Regions from separate parts of the Homo sapiens genome. Here region 2 is linked to region 1. The links are chromatin contacts, found by Hi-C or POLR2A ChIA-PET in ENCODE. All regions are on one chromosome and are shown on one strand. Each heading gives the region's core, a stretch centred on a gene start or an enhancer-like site at or near the end of the contact. The rest is flanking DNA. Distances are from core to core; before and after follow the strand shown.

Evidence for each region. A loop is a pair of places that touch in the nucleus more often than their neighbours do. ChIA-PET counts read pairs that join two places held with the same protein, here RNA polymerase II (POLR2A). Pooled maps may share reads with other maps.
Region 2: a loop to region 1 is called in a pooled map, with 10 times the contacts of the local background. The contact joins two enhancer-like sites. A Hi-C loop is called at or near these places in 9 of 50 pooled maps. POLR2A ChIA-PET finds 5 or more read pairs at or near these places in 2 of 52 experiments (OCI-LY7 and activated T-cell).

Annotation. Positions count from the first base shown.
Region 1 is chr5:40,575,691-40,583,096 of GRCh38, reverse strand. No RefSeq gene overlaps it. Among named protein-coding and RNA genes, the nearest start is that of PTGER4, 100 kb to the left of the region's middle. RefSeq lists an enhancer at 4,371-4,530. Within about 2 kb of position 4,541, at least 4 of the 41 ENCODE cell types and tissues checked have a DNase peak (open chromatin) inside an H3K27ac peak, as active enhancers do.
Region 2 is chr5:40,328,910-40,336,315 of GRCh38, reverse strand. No RefSeq gene overlaps it. Among named protein-coding and RNA genes, the nearest start is that of LINC00604, 92 kb to the right of the region's middle. Within about 2 kb of position 2,700, at least 3 of the 41 ENCODE cell types and tissues checked have a DNase peak (open chromatin) inside an H3K27ac peak, as active enhancers do.

The DNA.
Region 1 (7,406 bases), core at 3,292-5,791:
ACTTAGGTTGATTCCATATCTTGGCTATTGTGAATAGTGCTGCAATGAACATGAGAGTGCAAATATCTCTTTGACATACTGTTTTCACTTCCATTGGATATATACCCAGCAGTGGGATTGCTAGATCATATGGTAATTTTATTTTTAATTTTTTGAGGAATCTCCGTACTGTTTTCCATAATGGTTTTACTAACGAACATTTCTACCTACAGTGTTCAATGGTTCCCTTTTCTCCACATCCTTGCCAACACTTGTCATCTTTTGTCTTTTTGTCTTTTAGCCATTCTAACGTGTGTGAGGTGATTTCTCATTGTGGTTTTGATTTGTATTTCCCTGGTGATTAGTGATTTTGAAAATTTTTAAATATACATGTTGCCCATTTGTATGTCTTCTTTCAAGACATTTCTATTAATATCCTCTGTTCATTTTTAATGGGGTTAATTTGTTTTCCCACTATTGAGTTGTTTGAATTCTTTATATATTTTGGATGTTAATGGCTTATCAGATGTTAACATTTGCAAATATTTTCTCCCATTGCATATGTTGGTTTTTACTCTGTTGGTTTCTTTGGCTGTGCAGAAGCTTTTTAGTTTGATAAGTCTTGTTTATTATTAATCATGAGATTTATGATTCATTTTTTTGCTGCCTATCTTGGACTCTTGGTTTGATTAGGTAGCAGGTGCTCCTATCTCATGACTTCAGGGAGTCCACAGTTGATGGCTTTTGATACTGTTACTAATAATAAAGTTAAAGGAGATGGGGTGAAGAGACCTATAGAAATATTCAGTAGAGCTAATTAACTTATCTTTTTTTATGGTGAGAATCTTAAAAATCTACTTTAGCAATTTTGAAATGTAAAATAAATTATTACTAACTGTAGTCACGATGTAGTGCAGTAAGCCACTAAAACTTATTTCTCCAGTCTAACTAAAACTTTGTACCCTTTGATCAACATCTTCCCTTTCCCATCCCTCACCCTCCTGTCCAGCCTCTGGTAATCACCTTTCTACTCTGTTTCTATGAGATTGACTTTTAAAGATTCTTCATATAAGTGAGATACAGTATTTATCTTTCTGGACCTGGCCTAATTCATTTAATATAATGTTCTGTCCATGTTGTTACAAATGACAAAATTTTTTTGTATTCTAAGGGTATATATTATTCAGTTGATGGAAACTTACGTTGATTCCATATGTGGCTATTTTCAATAGTACTGAAACGAACATGGGAGTGCAGATATCTCTTTGTCATACTGATGACAATTTCTTTGGATATGTACCTAGTATGAAATTGCTGGGTCATATGGTAATTCTACTTTTAGTTTTTGTGAAACCTTCATACTATTATACAAAATGGCTATACTAATCTACATTCCCACCAACAGTGAGTAAGGATTCCATTTTCTCCCATCCTTACCAACACTTCTTATCATTCATTTATTGATAATAGCCATTCTGACAGGTGTGAGGTAATATCACACTGTGATTTCCATTTGTATTTCCCTGATGATTAGAGATGTTGAGCATTTAAAAAATGTATCTGTTGCCCATTTGTATTTCTTCTTTTGAGAAATGTCTATTCAGATCTTTTTGCCCATTTTAAGTGGGGTTATTTGCCTTCTTGCTGTTGAGTTGTTAACCAAAGGGATAAAATATTTGTACACTGAAAACTAAAGAACATTGATGAAAAAAGTTGAACAAGACCCAAATAAATAAAAAGTTATCCCAGGTTTATAGATTGGAAGAATTAATATTGTTAAAATGTTCATGCTACCCAAAGTGATCTACAGATACAGTGCAGTTTCCATGAAAATTCTATCATTATAAACAGAAATAAAAAACTAAATCCTAAAATTAACATAAAACTAGGAAATACCCTAAATTATAAAGCAATCTTGAGCAAAAAGAACAAAGCTAGAGGCATAACACTCTCTTATTTCAAAAGATAAAGCTATTGTAATCAAGGCAGCACGGTACTGGCATAAAAACAGACAATGGAACAGGATGAACCAATGGAAAAGGATAGAAAACCAAGAAATAATGCAAATATTTAAGATCAGTTGATTTTCAATAAAGGTGCCAGGAACACACAATTGGGAAAGAACAGTCTGCTCAATAAACGGCACTGAGAAAGCTGGATATCCACATACACAAGAATAAAGTTGGACCCTTATCTTACACCAGATACAAAAATCAACTCAAAACTGATAAAACTTGAACATAAGACCTGAAACTGTAAAGCTACTAAAAGAAAACATAAGGGGCAAAACTCCATGATATTGATCTGGACAATGATTTATCAGATAGGACTCCAAAAAACACAGGCAACAAAAGCAAAAACAGACAAATGAGATTACATCAAACTAAAAAGCTTCTGCACAGCAAAGAAACAACTAACAAAATGAAGAGACAACCCATGGATTGGGGGAAAATATTTGCAAAACACATATCTATCTCATAAGGGGCTAATATTCAGAATATGTAAGCAAGTCAAAGGATCCTTTAAGTTTTCTTTCTATACTTTTAAGTTATTTTCAGGATGGTGAAATTATTTAGTCTTAAAGCTATTTTTATCTTTCAGTTTCTGTCTCTGCTTTTATTGACTCATTCATTTTCTCTTTATTCTGGATTATGTTGAGGGTATGTGTGCCTCTGCACTATGCCTGGTCAGGATACAAATGTGAGAATTTACAACAATCCTTATCATATATTTGGGTCAGCAGCACCAACAAGTATCATGGCACAATACTGTCTTACTCCCTGATGTCACCACAAAGGCTATGGCCTCTGACAAAGCAATTTTACTTTTTACTTTAAAATTCATTATAGAAATATCATAAAGTGGCTTATGTAAACATTTCGAAAACAATGTCTATTTTTTATCTTATGCTGTTTCAGTTGTGTAACATTTGCAAATCTTTCCAAAGACAACTATATTCTAAATATGCCTTTTTTGAGCTTCATGTTTTAATTATAGTTTTTGGGTATTAAGTGATGAGATTTATATTCATCCTATTCAGGGTTTTATAAATTAGAATAGTGGTTCTCAAATGTAGTTTGGGCAGATATGGGATGGTGGTTGGTAGTGGTTTCAAAGGAATTGCAATTTCATATGCGTATCCAAACATTTTCTTTGGTGGAATAAAATATAATGACTTATATTCATAAATACACACATACAAAAATATGTAGATGCTGAGATTAATAAAATGAAAATTAATTAAAAAGAATTATCTAACTTATGAATGCTTCTTATCCTATTGTATTTTCTCAATCAATAATTACTAAATGCTTAGTTACCACCACCTGTGTTCTCAAATATTTTTGATGTTAAAAAAGATTTTCTTAGAAAGACTAGAAGCCACTAACTTAAATCATGTCTTTTAATAGGTTTTGTTATTTCTTCATGAAAATTCCAAATCTGATTTTTCTTTGCTGCTGGAACGTGCTTCCCATTTGCTTGAGCATTTTAGTTTCTGTCTTCTATACTTTTTTCAATAATGTTTTTCCTTAGGAGTTGTTATAAAAAGTCACAGAATATTTTTTGTTGTTATGCAGGGGTGAGATAGTAATGTGCTGTTCTGTTTCTACCACATTTTGCTGACTATACTAAGTACTTTCTAGGTTGTTCTGGTCATAGCTACTTGCTGGTCCTATCTTTTAGGAAACTGAAGTTACGATTCTTTCTATGAATTGGCTTTTTGTAGTTTTTTGAAGCAAGAGATGACTTCCTGCAATGTTGCCTGGCCTAATTGCTTACACTTTCACTCCTCTCTGGATCTCCCCTTCTGCCCCAAAATAGAAACATTAAGCTATCATCACGTCTGTCCATTCCTTTCTTCTCCTCCTCCTCCTCTTCCTCCTCCTCCTTCTTTTAAATCAACCTCTCCCCCTATATTGGTTCTTTCCCCTATTAGCATCTTTCAGTTCTCCCCACTTCAAAGTAAAACCTTCTCACAACTCTAGTTACCCCTCTCCCTTTTCACTATTTATCGGCACTTCTTGAATTCCTGCTTACTTTATTTATTTTTTATTTTACTTTAAGTTCTGGGATACGTGTGAAGAATGTGCAGGTGTGTTACATAGGTATATATGTGCCATGGTGGTTTGCTGCACCCATTAACCTGCCATCTAGATTTTAAGCCCTGCGTGCATTAGGTATTTGTCCTAATGCTCTCCCTCTCCTTGCCCCCCACCCCCTGACAGGCCTCTGTGTGTGATGTTCCCCTCCCTGTGTTTACTTTCAACACTTTCTCACCTCCCATTCATTCCTTAGCATGTGACCATCTGGCTTTTGCCTTTGTTATTTGTCAGAAATGACTCAAGCGTAGGTAAAAATGGAATATACTAAAAATCTCACAGACACTTTTAGTTCTGATATTAGTTTGCTCTCTGTAGCATGTGAACTACTCACACTGCTTGGATGGGGCTGTGCTGTGCAGGCCTCCACGGCTTTGCGTAGGCTGTTTCTTCATCCTGGTGTGCTCATTTCCTTGTATATCACTGGCTAACTGCTATGTTTCCTTGATGATTCAGTTTAAATAAGTGTCACTAATTTGAGAAGCCATCCCCACGCTCCCTCTTAGCTTCAGGCTGTTAAGGGATCCTAGAGAACCCTGTATGTATGCTCTCATGTAACACATTCTATTAAAAATGTTCAATGTTAATTTTGACTTTGAATAAACGTTCTGTGTTCATTATATATAAATCAGAAAATTCTATGAACATTAAAAAAAAAAGGCTCCAATAACCTTATAACCCAGAGAAAACCACTACTAGTATTTTGGATTTTATCCGTCCAATGCATGCACATACACACATGTTGATGTAGCCTGTTTTAAAAAAAATCTTAATAATGTATCCCAAATATTGTTCCCTCATCTGCATCACCATTTTCAAGGCCTTGGTCTATTCACTTTCGATGCCTTCTAATTTATTTAAACCATTCCCTTTTCATGGATATTTACTTTGCTCCCTCTCTCTTGCTTTATTTAACAAACTACAATAAATGTCTTGTACCACCATCTTTGTACCTTGTCCCATTACATCCTAATAATAAATTTTAAGCAGGGGATTTGTCTGCGCAAGAGATATTTACAGTCTTAGAACTTCTGACATATTTACCCATATTAACTTTTAGAAAAAATGTTACCTTAGTTTACGAGGGTGACTGACCACATACTGTTGTAATTGCTGGCTTGTTTGCTTACCCTTCTCCCTAAATTTTTGGTACTTGAGTGTCTTTTCATGGAGATTTCCCCAGAATGTCTGCTATACTAAAGGTACTCAGTAATTATTTTTTAAAGGAATCAATCTATATTTTTTGTGAGGAGTTTCTTTCTGTGTTTTTCAAAGAAGAGTATTCACGCTGGCTTTGAAAAAACTTTTCCAAAAATAAATAGATTAGGATACATCTATGAGTGGATCACATTGCAGCCATTGCAAATGTTCATGTAGAAGTATGACAGTTGTTTACAATATGGTGTTGCCCCAAAAGAATAGGCTATAAAACAATATGTATAGTATCATTCCATTTTATGCATAAATTATATGCATAAAATTATATGCTTATAAATTGTACCTGTATGCATAAATTACATTTACAAAATGGAAATTGGGATGTACCATGTTTTATTATGTGTATTAAAGGAATTCCCAGTAATCTTTTATAACACATACACGAACAGTTTAAATTGTTATTTAAATTAGTATTAGATAACAGTTAAACTGTTATTTAAATTGGTTATAAAATTGATATTTTCCCAATCGTCTCTTCTTTTCTCTTCACTAAGAGATACAAGAAAGACAAGGGTTATAATTCTAGTTCAGCTAATATGATATAGAATTATTTGTCCAGTTTTCTTGCATAGGTTCTCTAACCATATAATAGGAGTAATAATGCCCATCTGTATCCTCTTGCAAAAGATGTCATGAAATAATAGAGATTACTTGGTGTTCTTGTGGAGAAAATTGGAGTAGAGATCCTGGGTGTTTTTATTTATTATTAATATCACCCCACACCTCCTGCCATGTTTTGAAATGACTCAGGATCTTAATGGTGTGACAAGGGAGTACTTGGGAGAAAGGGAAGGAATCTGATGAAATATAACTCAATATCATAGGTAAAATAGTTATTTTTTTATCACTTTGCAAGCCAACAGCATTTTATTCCTTATCATCCATCATGATGTAATGATACTCCTGTGTCTTCTGTACTTTCCTGTCTTCCTTTTGGGTAATTTTGGCTGTTTAAAATTTTAAAAAACAGTCTTCCTTTTGACTGGGTTAAGAGAGAAATTTTGCAAGGTTAAGTCTGTGTACTTTTGTTTACCACCCCTTTATCATCATTAAATCAAAAGGAAAAACTTCCTAAATATTTAAGGTAAAACTTATTTCTGTTTTTCATTTTGTCCATAATACATTTTTGCCTTTCCTTAAAAAAGCATCAGAATTGAAAAGATGGAAAATTCTATCATAATTATTAGATAAATCACTTTTCAGGAAGGATTCCTAATAATTGTTTCAGATTGCTGGCTTAAGGGAATATTTTCTATTTATTAAATGTTAAAGTGATAAATTATAATTTTTATTTTACTGTATACCTTTTAACTTTTAAGGAACAGTCTCATCCATAGCCACAGAAGGGATGAGATAATCCTATTATGCAATATAATGATAATAATAACTATTAATTATTGAGAGCTTACAGTGTTCCCCAAACTGTTCAATGTGCTTTACGTATGTTACCTTGTTTATTATTATTGTTATTGTTTCCTATCTGGTAGTATTATTTTATAATTTCATGGGTTTTCTAGCTTTCTCATATGGTCCACGCTTCCTGAAATTGGGATTCATTTATAGGTGCTCTGCCAAATACTGTATATGGTGACAAAGAGTGAAACAGCAGCAGAAGTTGAAGTGGAAGCTGACAGTGGCAGATCTAGCCTTGTGAGTAAGGTGACATATACTTTATTGCTCAAATCAGGATAGTTTCAACAATAAAGGGAGCTAACTGTGCAGTATGCTGGGACCAAGTGCATACACTGGGACTTCCTGGGCTGAACTATGACATGTGATCACTTTACTTAAAAAGGGGCAGAGTAGGCAGCTGCAGGCACCATGGCTTGGGCATAGGAAGGTCTGCCCTGGAATACGACTATCTCCAATTATAAGTTCGTCCCTAGAGAGATTTATGGTCTAGGTCTCTTAACCCATATGTTAAAACCTTGTATTCATTGGTCTTTTTAGTTGCACGATACTTTGTAATCTCCCCACCTTAAGGAAAAAGAGGAATTTTTGAGTCACTGGTAGAACCCAAGGAACATTGCCTTGCTTCAGGAACAGAGCCTTAGATGTTGTCACAGCCCTCTTTCTCCAGATTCTGTTCTCCTCTATGCTCCTGAGGAT
Region 2 (7,406 bases), core at 1,451-3,950, 240 kb after region 1:
ATCTGCAGCATTGCAGGTCAATCTCAGACTGCTGTGCTAGCGGTGAGAAAGGCTTTGTGAGCGTGTGACCTGCCGATCCAGGCACAGGAGGGGATCTCCTGGTCTGTTGGTTGCTAAGACTGTGGGAAAAGTGCAGTATTTGGGCAGGAGTGTATCATTCCTCCAGGTGCAGTCTGTCATGTCTTCCCTTGGCTAGGAAAGGGAAATCCCCCAACTCCTTGTGCTTCCTCTATGAGGAGACACACTGCCCTGCTTCAGTTTGCCCTCCATTGTCTGCACCCACTGTCCAACTAGCCGCAGTGAGATGAACCATGTACCTCAGTTGGAAATGCAGAAATCACCCATCTGTGTCGATCTCTCTGGGAGTAGCAGACCAGAGCTGGTCCTATTTGGCCATCTTGGAAGCCTCCCTGTTGTTCTTTTTTTTTTTTTTTAGAGATGGGGTCTTATTATTTTGCCCCAGCTGAATTTTTACCTCTGGGTTCAGACAATCTTCCTGCCTCAGCCTCCTGAATAGCTGGGACTATAGTCATTCACTACCACACCCAACTCAATTTTGGAAGTTTTTAAAGTGCATTATCACTTTAAATATTTTTCTGCATCAAACTTTCTTTCCTTTTGGGATTCGGATGATGTGAATAGTAGGTCTTTTAATATTTTGCCACAAGTCTCTAAGATTCTGTTTATTGTATTTTTCTAGAATAAAATTTTGTTGTTCAGATAATTTCAAGTTTACTGATTCTTTCCTCTGTGATGACCATCCTCTATTGAGTCCATCCAGTGAGTTGCTATTTTGATTGTTGTATTTTTTTTAGTTCTAAAATTTTCATTTCATTCTTTTTTAATATTTAAGATTTTTGCAAACATAAGGTGTAATAAATTACATGTCCAAACCTATTCAAATCCTGCCCTGTTTGTGTCTACAAGTTCTAGTACTGCTGCTTTGGAAATCCAACTACCACCACCATTGGGTTTGCCAGCAGAATTATCTGAAGCAGCAGAAAGGTGCCCTCTTTCTCATTCTGTTGCCCAAGTCTTAATCCCATCTGGATCTAAATCATATTTTAAAATTCAGCTGCAAGCAGTCTGAGAAATGTCATTTTGTTTTAGTTTCCTGTTTCTGCATTATAGAAAGGCATAAGGAAAAGGGCTGTAAGGTTGTTGAGGTAGTTGCTCTGCAATGTCTGCCTTAGACATATAGGTGGTAGAAAGATGAATGGAAATGCCAGAATTCTTCATCCTATGAATAATGATATCATAAGTGTCATCAACCTCACATTTTGAATACTGCTTTTTTGATGATGTGTCTTTTTTGCATTAGTGAGTTAAACTCCTATCTTGAAATTGTTTCCAGAGCTTGTGTTTTCTCCTTTGAATAGTATTGATTATAATAATATTGTGATGATGAATGATCTGTTGTGCTTGAATAGTGGAAACAGTATTAAATACAGTCATGTATTGCATTACAGCATTTTGGTCAACAATGAACTGCTTACACTAAAGTGGTTGAATAAGATTATAACAGAGCTGAATAATTGCTATCACCTAGTGACACTGTAGCCATCCAAATGTAGTAGGGCAAGGCACTACTCACATGTTTATAGTGATGCTGGTGTAAACAAACCTACTGTGCTGCCAGGAATATATAAGTGTAGCACATACAGTTATGCATAGTACATAATACTTGGTAATGATAATAAACAACTATGTTACTGGTTTATGTTTTATTATATTATACTTTTTATTGTAATTTTAGAGTGCATTTCTTCTACTTATTAAAATCAAAAAAGCTAACTGTAAAACAGCCTCAGGCAGCTCCTTCGGGAGGTATTCCAGAAGAAGGCATTGTTATCATAGGAGATGACAGCTCCATGCATGTTACTACCTGTGAAGACCTTCCAGTTGGACAAGATTTGGAAGTGGAAGACAGTGATATTAATGATCCTGATCCCCTGTAAGCCCAGACTAATGTGTGTGTTTGTGTCTTAGTTTTTAGCAAAAAAGTTTAAAAAGTAAAAAAAAATGCCTAATAATAGAAAAACCTTATAGAATAAGTATATAAAGGAAAAAAGTGTTCGTGTTTTAAGCTAAGTGTAGTTATGAGAGAGTTAAAAAGTTAAAAAATTACGAAGTCTATGAAGAAAAAATTACAGTAAGCTAAGGTTAATTTACTACTGAAGAAAACTAAAAAGAATAAATTTAGCATAGCCTAAGTGTGCACAGTTTAAACATTACTGACACTACTGTAGTGTACAGTATTGTCCTAAGCCTTCATTCATTACTCACTCACAAATTCACCCAAGCCAATACTAGTTCTGTAACCTCCATTCATGGTAAGTGCTCTATTCAGGTATATCATTTTTAATATTTTATAACCTATATTTACTGTACTTTTTCTGTATTGAGCTATGTGTAGATACACACAAATACCATTTTGTTACAACTACCTACAAAATTCAGTTCAATCGCATGCTGTACAGATTTGCAGCCTATGAGCAATACCCTAGGAGCATAGTAGGCTACACAATCTAGGTTTATGTAGGTACACTCTGCGATGTTCACATGACAAAATAGCCTAACAACACATTTCTCAGAATATGTCCCTGTGCTTAAATGACTCATGACTGTAATAGTGAATCCAGTAGGTTGTTAAGCTGAGTAAAACCATTTATATTAAAAACATTCACTCTCAGCTAGAGCATTGTCATAGTGAAGAAAATAGTCCTGTGTGGCAGTTCCTGCCAAGTGCCTCACCCCAGACTTCCTGCAATGCCTCAATCATTAACTCAGTTATTTTTTGAACATTTAACATGCACAATGACTATGCACAATGTTATAACATTTAGAATTTATATTTATGTATTGCTTTATCACTCTTTTACAATGTGCCTTTCCGTTTATTTTATCTCATGTAATATTCACAACCAGTTTATTTTTCAAAAGAAACTGAGACCTAAAGACTTTACTAAGAATACTCACCAAAATGAATATGCTCCATTGGTTATTTGATTTTGTCAAATGTATTCACTATGATCAATGCCATTCATATTCTAAAATTTAATAAATTTTGTCTTTACTTGTTATTTTTTGATATACATGGTATTTGAATTATGTGGAAATGAGAACATTCTGATAAAGATCTTGTTACTTTCCTATGAATCAGAGGGGAAATGCTGTATTTTATAAGTAACGGCTATTATCCTCCAATGTTGAACAGCTTCCTCTAAAATATTTCTATAAAAATGGTACCTTACATTTCATCTTGCTCAAAATGCATTGGATAATATATTTCTCCCATTCAACAATGAGTCTACTTTATAAGTCACACACAAAACAGTTCATTATTTAGTGTTACACTCATAAATTTAGTCATGACAAAGTTGCCAGTGCTATATAATTTTATTTGGCTTAGATTATAAAGATTTTATATGTCATTGAATCCATCTATATTCTTTTGTCTTTTTGCGTTTCTTTTACTCACATAATCTATCAAAAGGGACAAAATATGATTGAGTGTTTATGTAATTCATAATTTTATATTTTGAAAAATTCTAACTTTTTCTAACCAAATATTTAAAAATGAAATTTATCTGCATACCAATCATCATATCTCTGAAACATTCTAATGGATTTTTCACAAAATAATTTTTTAAACCTAAAAGTTGATATAGTTCTGATTAAACAGTTTGTTAGCTTTCTTTTCTTGGTGTAAATCACCAAAATAAAGAGTCAAGGACATATGTTTCTCTCTCTCTTCCCATCCATCCATCCATCCATCCATCCCTCCCTCCCTCCCTCCCTCTCATTTAATCCATCACCCAGTTTTTACTTTTGTGGTGATTTGTGGCATTCTAGATGTTATTGAGGAACCAATGGTTATAAAATAGAAGATAGAGTTAAAGCAAGATAAATATGGCCTGAGAAAGACTCCATACTTCTATATTTGAGTCCTTGTGGATGAACTGTAACCTATCTTAATAGTCAGACACAATTGAAAACCTAACTTAATAGTAGGCACCTGTAACAATGGCTGAGTGTTGGCCAATCCCAGTGGCTATACCACTCATAGACTGCTGAATGTTCAAACTGCATTCAAATAAGGCAAACACCAAGCTGTAACCAATCTCACTGTTTCTGTACCTAATTTCCGATTCCTGTTTGTCACTTTAACTTTTTTGTCTATAAATTTGTTCTGACCACAAGGACCACGAGGCACCCCTGGAGTCTCTGTGAATCTGCTGTGATTCTGGGGGCTGCCCGATTTGCAAATCTTTCATTGCTTAATTAAACTCCTTTAAATTAATTTGGCTGAAGTTTTTCTTTTCTCAGATGGTGTCAGGAGTAGGATCCGAAGTGGAGCTTCCAGTGACCCCCAGAAGTGCTGAGTGAACACTCAAGATACCTGCAGGACTCACTTGTGTCCATTGATCTCTCAGAGCAGCTGGGGATCACGGTTAAGCTCCCTCTCAGATTTTGGAGCTCCACGGATTTGCGTTTTGAGCTCTCCGAGTTTCTTTGAGCAGATTTCTGATCCAAACTGGGTTTAGAGTTGTGACAGAAACTGGACTGGGTCCAAGAATGGATTTGATCTGGGAATTAACTGGTTTGAATCCAGTTAGAGGCCTCTTATATCTGACTAGGTCAGAAAGGAACTGGTAGTAAGCAGTATTTTGCAGGGTTTATAAAATTTGTCTTTTGAAAATTCACAGGAATTTTTCTGTTCTACCCCTTTTTTTCATTTTTCTTGTGCGCTTAGGTAGGAAAAAAACAATCATTGGCTAAGTTAATCAAGAGAACCTGAGAGTAAAGTCAATATTTTAGGTAAAAATGGGATCCTTAATTTCTGGAAAACTGAGTTCCTTCTGGCTTATACATTAGGTCTGGGAGGCAGCGAAGTCTTACAGAAACACCAAAATATTACTAAAGATAACTCACAGTGGAACATCAGAATGAACAACAATGCATTGAAGTACATTTGAAAATGAGGGCTCTCAGTAAAGTTCCTTTTGGCTAAGAATGGGTTTGGCACTACAGCATGTCAACTGCTATTCTCCTTGGAATAATCTGCCTTGCGCTCTTTCCTGACGGCTGCAGGTGACAGGATTAGGAATGTACAGGATTGTGGGACATAGGGAGCTTTTTCCTCCCTAAAAGGGGAAACATGAGAGATGATGACACTGCTGGAAAAGATCCCTTTGCTATAAAAAAGCAGCCACCTGAACTTTTCAGTGTCGCTGGAATGGGGGGTGATCTTCTCTGGCCTTTTTGCCTTCCCCACCCTGCCACAGGCAATGCTTTTCTCTCTCTCCTTTCCCTTTCTTATCTTGCCTATTGCTCAGGGCAACCATCTTGCCCAGAGACCACATGTTGAAACTCATGGTCAGAGGTTGGATTAATGATGATGGGGCCCAACCAGGGGCAAACTTAAGCCTTGCCAGTTTGATATTAAGTGCTAAGCAGAGTGGCTAATGTCTATGTTTTATCACACATATTTTACTCTGGCCAGAACAAAAAAATATAATTTTCCTTTATCATGCAGCTTGGCCCCATTGCAATGATACAGCAAGCTGAGTCACTAGGGCCGCTCAGGGAAAGGGAACCCAGAAGCCTGGCATGCTGGCAAAAGGGTAAGAATTTCTTACCAGTCAGATTTTTGGTTTCTCTCTCTCTGTACAGTTGAATGAATGGTAAAAATCACTGTTTATCTCTTCTGTAAGGTTTTGATTAATGTTGAAAAGAATTCTGAGGCTAGTCTTAAACTGATGTATTTGTACTATGAATTTGTTTTTCTGGGTTGAGGGGTACCTTAGGATAAAACATAGGCTTAGGCCCTCATAAGCTTGCTGCTCCAGACGGCCCAGCAAGCTGGTCAATAACAAACTTTCCTGCAAGTCCCTGAAACAAACAAAAAAACTAGATAGGGTCTCTGTCTTGTTTTAGGTCCTTGGGAACTTGACCTTATGACCACATGACAGTATTTTCTCTTGGATTCCACCTTCCAGGGAACAGGAATTTTGGGGTTTATGTCATAGTTAGCTCTAAAAATTATCTCGAGTAGTTAAAAGCCTTTGCAATTTCAAAAGGAACTACTCTATAGACTCCTGGGAAGGACAGTCGAGACTGCCCTGTGCTGTAGCTCAGTATCTAAGATTTTGGCCTTTCACACTGGTGGTCTGGGTTTGATTTCCTGCTTAGGAAGTAAGTCCTTTTTTGGTTTAATATCTGCATAACCTTGTCTTGTCTCTTCTCCACTATAAACTATCTTAAATTGTCTTTTCTCTGATCACCTGGGAGGTTACCTTTGACATTTTCTTTTGAAAATTCACTGGCCTGGCTAAAATCGGGTGGTAAGAAATTTTAAAAGGACTTTATTGAAGAGTGCTATGGTTAAAAGTCAGCTTAATTAAAAGTGGATATTCAAGCTCTAACAGCCTGGACGCCTTGGGAAAAACAGGAGGCAACTGAAACCCCTTTCCTGGCCCTGTTCTTCCAAGGGCTCCACCCTAAAGCCAATAACCAATTAAGAAACTTAAAAACCAGCAAATGAAACATTTTACAACTACTGAAGTAATCTTCTTCTGTCTGTGTAATTATATATGTGTTGTGTGTAATGTTTATATAAAAGAGCACTAATTAATTAATTGGCTTAAATAAAAATAAGCGCTTAAATCAAATATTTTGAAAACAAAATAAAAACTGTAATTCCTTTTAGTTTATGTAACTTTAGTAATCTTTAGGAAATAAAAACAGCTTTAAAGATTATTGATAAAATGAATACATTTTTGTCTAAATTATGCAGGTCAAATATTAGGTTTGCTAACTGCTTTTAGGTCGTCATAAACTGCTTTGACTTTTGAAAATTGTTCAATTTATTTTGGAGGCATTAAGTTCTAAATAAGACCAGGAGATATATGGAATTAGCCATGCCCCCTAGCTATGCAAAGAATGTTATAAAGAAAAGAGATTTTATATAAGAAAGGATGTTATACGGTAAATTCTTGTCCTAAAGTAAAATGACTAGTTGTTTAAAAAGGGGGATGTTTAAGGCAAGTCAGAATATCTAAACATGTTGTACATGGTCTATGTAAGTTGTGAAAGAATTTATGAAAAGAAGTTCATGCCAGAAATGTTGTATAATTTAAAGGTGATTAGGCCTCCCAAATGCTTCATAAAATGCCACTATGACTCTTAACTGTACAGATGCCTGTTTTACAGCTAGGCAAGGCATGGGACACATGGCGTTAGATGCTGGAAAGAGTCAGACCTTATCTGCATTTCTGTCTGCGTCCTAGACTCCATACCTAGTACATAATTAAAATCCCTTACTTACCAAGGTTTTCACCAAAAGTAAAAGTTTCTAAGAGTCAACATTGTAATATGTAATTGAGATTACGGAAAAAACAGGT